2 separate regions of the Homo sapiens genome follow, and region 1 is linked to region 2. Evidence: chromatin loops called from intact Hi-C (ENCODE). Cell type or tissue: body of pancreas. All regions are shown on one strand. Links, peaks and the distances in the headings refer to the core of each region. The heading gives the core; the rest is flanking DNA.

Evidence for each region. A loop is a pair of places that touch in the nucleus more often than their neighbours do. Peaks named below come from ENCODE experiments on the same cell type or tissue, not always from the same donor. Only the 100,000 strongest peaks of a DNase experiment are listed, where the experiment ranks them.
Region 1: a loop joins it to region 2, with 4 times the contacts of the local background. A loop is called at or near these places in 77 of 110 quality-filtered maps.

The regions. Positions count from the first base shown.
Region 1 is chr11:118,286,036-118,288,957 of GRCh38, forward strand. No RefSeq gene overlaps it. Among named protein-coding and RNA genes, the nearest start is that of CD3E, 17 kb to the right of the region's middle. In body of pancreas, for the core only: no CTCF peak of the experiment used is centred there; no DNase peak of the experiment used is centred there.
Region 2 is chr11:118,200,729-118,203,650 of GRCh38, forward strand. It overlaps JAML (junction adhesion molecule like), which reads right to left. Exons shown (of 10, transcript NM_001098526.2): 6 at 2,700-2,922. Among named protein-coding and RNA genes, the nearest start is that of JAML, 23 kb to the right of the region's middle. In body of pancreas, for the core only: no CTCF peak of the experiment used is centred there; no DNase peak of the experiment used is centred there; H3K27ac peaks cover 506 bases.

The DNA.
Region 1 (2,922 bases), core at 195-2,694, 85 kb after region 2:
TTTTTTAAGGCTATAACAATCATAGATAGTGGGATGGATCTGGGAAAAGGAAACTGAAAAACTTCTGCCAAGGATTCACCATTCTAGATGCCATTTAAGAACATTCATGATTCATGAGAGAAGGTCAAAATATTAACTTTAGCAGGAGTTCGGAAGAGGTTGATCCCAACCCTCATGGATGACTTTGAGGGGTTCAAGACTTCAGTGAAGGAAGTAACTACAGATGTGGTGGAAACAGCAAGAGAACTGGAATTAGAAGTAGAGACTGAAGATATTACTGAGTTGCTGCAATCTCATGTTAAAACTTTAATGGATGAGGAGTTGCTTCATATGGGTAAGCAAAGAAAGTGGTTTCTTACAATGGAATCTAGTCCTAGTGAAGATGTTATGAACATTGTTGAAATGACAACAGAGGATTTAGAATATTAGATAAACATAATTGGTAAAGCAGTGACAGGGTTTGGAGGATTGACTCCAATTTTGAAAGAAACTCTACTGTCGGTTAAATGCTATCAAACAGCATTGAATGTTACAGATAAATCTTTCATGAAAGGAAGGGTCAATCCATACAGCAAACTTCATTGTTTTTTTTTAAAAAATTTGCCTCAGCCGCCCCAACCTTCAGCAACCACCATCCTGATCAGTCAGCAGCCATCAACATGGAGGCAAGACCCACCACCAGCAAAAAAGATTATGACTTGCTGAAAGCTCAGATGATTAATAGCTTTTTTTTTTTTTTTTTGACAGGGTCTCACTCTGTCGCCCAGGCTGGAGTGTGGTGGTGCAATCTCAGCTGACTGCAGCCTCCACCCTACAGGTTCAAGTGATTCTCCTGCCTCAGCCACCAAACTGTAATCCTCAGCCTGGGACTACAGGAGACATGCACCACCACCCCAGCTAATTTTTGTATTTTTTGTAGAGATAGGGTTTCGCCCTGTTGCCCCGGCTGGTCTTGAATTCCTGAGCTCAAGCAATCCACCTGCCTCGGCCTCCCAAAGTGCTAGGATTAGAGGTGTGAGGCACCATGCCCAGTGGATCAATAGCATTTTAAAGCAAAAAAGTATTTTTAATTAAGGTATGCACATTGTTTTTTAGACATAATGCTATTACACATTTAGAAGACTACAGTATAGAGTAAACATAACTTTTATAGGCACTGGGAAACCAAAGAATTTGTGTGACTCACTTTATTGCAGTACTCACTTTATTGTGGTGGTTTGGAACTGAACCTGCAATATCTCTGAAGTATGATTGTATAGGCTTCTTAGTTTTTCCATTAAAATGAACAATTTAAAATTAAATACTCAGGCTCAGACTTCAATCTACTCTTTATTCAATCAACTCTCCATTAGTCAAACTTTATAGATAAATTAATTAATGGGAAAGCAAACAGAAATACCAGATTTTAGGTTAAACATGACAAAGTGAACACACATGTATTTCGTTCTTTTTATCTCCTAGAAAGCCCACTCAAATGGCATATACCCATAAAAGACAAGGACAATATAAGGATAATAGCAGACAAGAAATGCAATAAAAATTTGGAAGCTGAAAAACAAGTGAATGAGTGATAAATACAATAGAATGCCAGAAAAAAACTAAATTCTTCCAGAAAATAGAAGAAATAAAATGTTCCTCAACTCATTTATTGAGGCCAGTATAACACTGATACAAAAGAAAATAAGATAAGGACACTTAAGAAAAAAATTCCAAGCCAATTTCTCTCATGAAAATAAAGACAACAATTCTAAACAAAATATTAGCAAATTGACTTCAAGTGGGTAAAAATTTTAAAAAGATAACACACCACTACCAAGTAGGACTTATTTCAGTTATATAACAATGGTTTAATATCAGGAAATCTATAAATGTAATTCATCATATAAACAGCTTAAAAGAGAAAAATCATAGGAACCTGTCTATAGAACCGGAAAAAGTATTGGATAAAATCTCATGCCTATTCAGGATAAAAGCTCTTTATAAATCAGTATTAGAAGGGAATTCCTTAGCCTGATAAAGGGTAACTATTAAACCCCCACAGCAAATATTGTTCTAAGTAGAGACATATTAGATCATTCCCAATATTCAATATAATTCAATAATTAAAGAAGAATGCCCAGTATCTTCGCTGCTATTCAGTGTTATATTGGAGGCCCATCTGGTACAGTACAAGAAAAACAAATTAGAAGCTTACAGAACAAAAAAAGAGAAAATAAAGCTGTAATTGTTTGCAGATGACATGATTTTTTACATTGACAAAGCAAAAGAATATAGACAAATGTTTAAGAATAATAGAATTTAGCAATGAAACTGAATATTACACCAATATACATAATATTTAAAAACATTTCCATAAGGCAACAACAATCAACAACAAAAAAATAACTTTTTTTTTTTTTAAACGGAGTCTCCCTGTGCCGGCCAAGGCTGGAGTGCAGTGGTGCAATCTCGGCTCACTGCAACCTCCACCTCCTGGGTTCAAGTGATTCTCTTGCCTCAGCCTCCTGAGTAACTGGGATTACAGGTGTAAGCCACCACACCCGGTTTTTTGTATTTTTAGTAGAGATGGGGTTTCCCCATGTTGGCCAGGCTGGTCTTGAACTCCTGACCTCAAGTGATCCGCCTGCATCAGCCTCCCAAAGTGTTGGGATTACAGGCGTCAGGCACCGCACCCAGCCAAAAATACATAACTTTTAAAAAGATACTACATACTATAGTATCAGAGTATATCTCATACCTAAGAACAAATCTAATAAAAAAAAAGTATGACCTACACAACGGAAATTATAAAACTTTAGTGACATTTAAAAATACCTTCATAGACCAGGCATGGTGGCTCACATCTGTAATCCCAACACTTTGGGAGGCCAAGGCGGGCGGATCACTTGCTCCTGGGAGTTTCAGACCAGCCTAGGCAACATA
Region 2 (2,922 bases), core at 283-2,782:
CTCCACCCCATATCTGGACACTAGGGACACTGTCTCCATGAGATTGAGAACCAAAGTCTAACCCCCTCGTTTACCCTAAAATGTAGATTAAGGTGGGTGGGAGAAGAGGCTAGCAGTTCACCTCTAGTAAAGTTTCCTTTCACATCAACAATTCTATTCTAAAATTTGGCTTAACAAGGACCCAGAAATAACAGGCATTTGAGAGGCTGCTGATCTTCCTTAGGGCAAGTGGTTGTCTTCAAAAGAACTCATGCCGCAAGACTCAGCCCCACAGTGACGATACCAAGTAAAGCCTCCGGAGGTACTTCTGCCCATATGGAACCTTCTACTCATCTGCATGGTTCTTTCTAAATACATAAAGCAAACACCTCCTCAGGGCCAGACAGCACTAGGTACAGGGGATTCAGAGATGAATGATGATGTGTGGTCCCTGCTTCCAAGGAAGAAGACAAACACGTCAACAGAAAACCACAGGCTGCTGTAGGCGCTACAACAGAAGTCTGTATGGGGAACAGAGGGGCACAGAAAAAAGGGTGTCCAATTCTATATGCAGCAAGTGAGAATTTGCCAGCAAAAGTTCTAAAGTTTAACCTAAGACTTACAGGAAACATCCAGTTTGTTGGGAAGACAATATGGAGAAGGACAGAGGGGATGTTCTGCATGAGATCTGGAGGCCTGACAGGATGATGATTTTAGAAACTAGAAAGAGTTCAACGGGTCTGGCACAAAAGTGGCATTTGTGGGTGTGCTGGAGAATTTCGCTGGAGAGATGACAGGGTCCAAGTCAGGAAGGACCTTGACTATCTCAACCAAGAATCTGGCATTTTTCTGCAGGCAATGAAAACAACATTGAAAGATTATTAGCAGTGGAAGAGAAAGTTCTTAATGTGATTTAGAAAGATGGCACCAAGAGCCGCGTGAAGAATGAGGAGCAGTGGCTGAGAGAGAAAGCAGAGACTGGTTAGAGGCCTACAGTTCAAGACAGAGATGAAGACAGCCAGAACTAAGGCGGCAGTGACAGACTGGAAGGAAGACAACTTCAAGAGTCTGTAGTAGGAGTCAAGGACTTGTTGACCTGACCTGTTAGATTAGGGGTCTAGGAAAGGGAAAGAATCAAGCACACCCCCAGGCATCTAGTTAGACAACTGAGGTTGGGGAGATGGGCTGAGGAGGGGTGTGCAGGGGTAGGTTAGACATGTTGCATATGAAGGATTTGTGGAAAACTTGTGTAGAGTTGACTAAGTATATCCATGGGTGTGTGTGGAACTGTGTCCAACATAGAGTGCATATAAATGCTACTGAAGGAGAGAAGGCTGAGGATGGATAATTGCAGTGCCATTGGTGATCTAAGCTGGAGTAGAGGTAGAATAAGCCAGAATGCAGTGCACTGAGGAGTTAATGGGAGATGAGACAGTAAGATACCAAACACAGACCTTTAGCAAGCTATTTGGCTATGTTGAGAAAGAAACACGTGATTGTGGTGGTGGTTGTTCAACTCTGAATGTACTAAAACCATTGAGCTGAACGCTTTAAATGGGCAAATTGTATGGTATGTGAATTGTATCTCAGGAAAACAATCTTAAGAAAAAGAAAGACACAGAATGGAGCTGAAGAAAAAAAGACATAGAATGGAGCTGGAGTAATTAAGTAGTAGAATTGAGCAAACGTATCCATTGAATGGTAGAAACCAACAGAAAGTGAGCTCAAAGAGCCATGTTGTAAGGTTCCTGAGAAGGATACCACCTGGGCACAGGGGGCCAGATAAGCCCAGAGCAGAAGGGACCTTCCTCTGCCTCAGGATGGCAGGGCAGAGATAAGAATGGGGGAGACATAGATATGTTTGTGGGTGGAGAAGCTGCATGAGCCCCCATAATGGCTCGATTTTCTCTGTGAATTGGACTTCTGAGAAGGAAGCACACAGACCTGCCGTGCTCCCCTCTCCAGCTGGAGACAAGGTGCCTCCACAGACTTAGGTCTCTGGCCTGAGGTATGAGGTATGTTCCATCCTCACCCCATCTTCCCCACCCCCAGCCAACCACAGCCAACTCCTGAAGGCCCTAGCGACAGGCAAAGTCCACAGGCCACATCCTGATTGCTAACTGGGTTATGGTTTAACTTTAACCCCTCACTTATCAACCTCTCTCTGTCAACACAATCAAGTCTTTCCTCTCCTACACAGCACTGGCCTTGATGCACACTGTTTGCCAGAATCCAGAACCTCTGATCAGAAAACCCTCCATTTTTGGTTCTGGTGCCTGCATGTTCCTCTCTGTTCCTGGCTGTCTCTCACTAGCTTAGGATCATTTCCCGCTCCACTCTAACACATACAGCACCTCCCTTGAAACCAAGTATGCTGACTTTGGACATCAACTCCGATCCTTCCCTGAGCTTCTGTATCTTTACATCAGTAGATGACCCTGGCAATGAGTGGGGTCTGGCAGAGGATTGGTATTCACTAAATTAGCTCCCCTCCCCTTGGCCTAGCAGCAGGGCCAGAACTAGGGTGAGGCAAGCCAGGCACCTGAGGAGCCACCTCTAAGGAGGCATCATTCTCAGGGTTGTGCAAGGCCAGAGTCAGCACCTGAGAGGGATGCCTCCTTCAATTTTGCATCCTAGGAACCTCTCCGGCCTCACTCTAGTCCTGGCGCCATGCACCAGCCAGGAGGTCCCTCAATGCTCCCCAGCCAAATGTTAGATACTTCGAGGCTCTTCCGGGCTGACATGCAGCACAATGGTTTTCTTGAACACCAGGTTCCCTAGGTGGATACTGCAGGTGTAGTTTCCTCCATCTGACTCCCTCACTCCTTGAAGCATGATGGAACCGTCATTGCGGAAAATGTCCCCCACCAGGTTCACACGATTCTGGAAGTGGCCCCAGCTCTGGGAGTACTCCACAGACATCCTGAGTTTGTGGTAGTAACG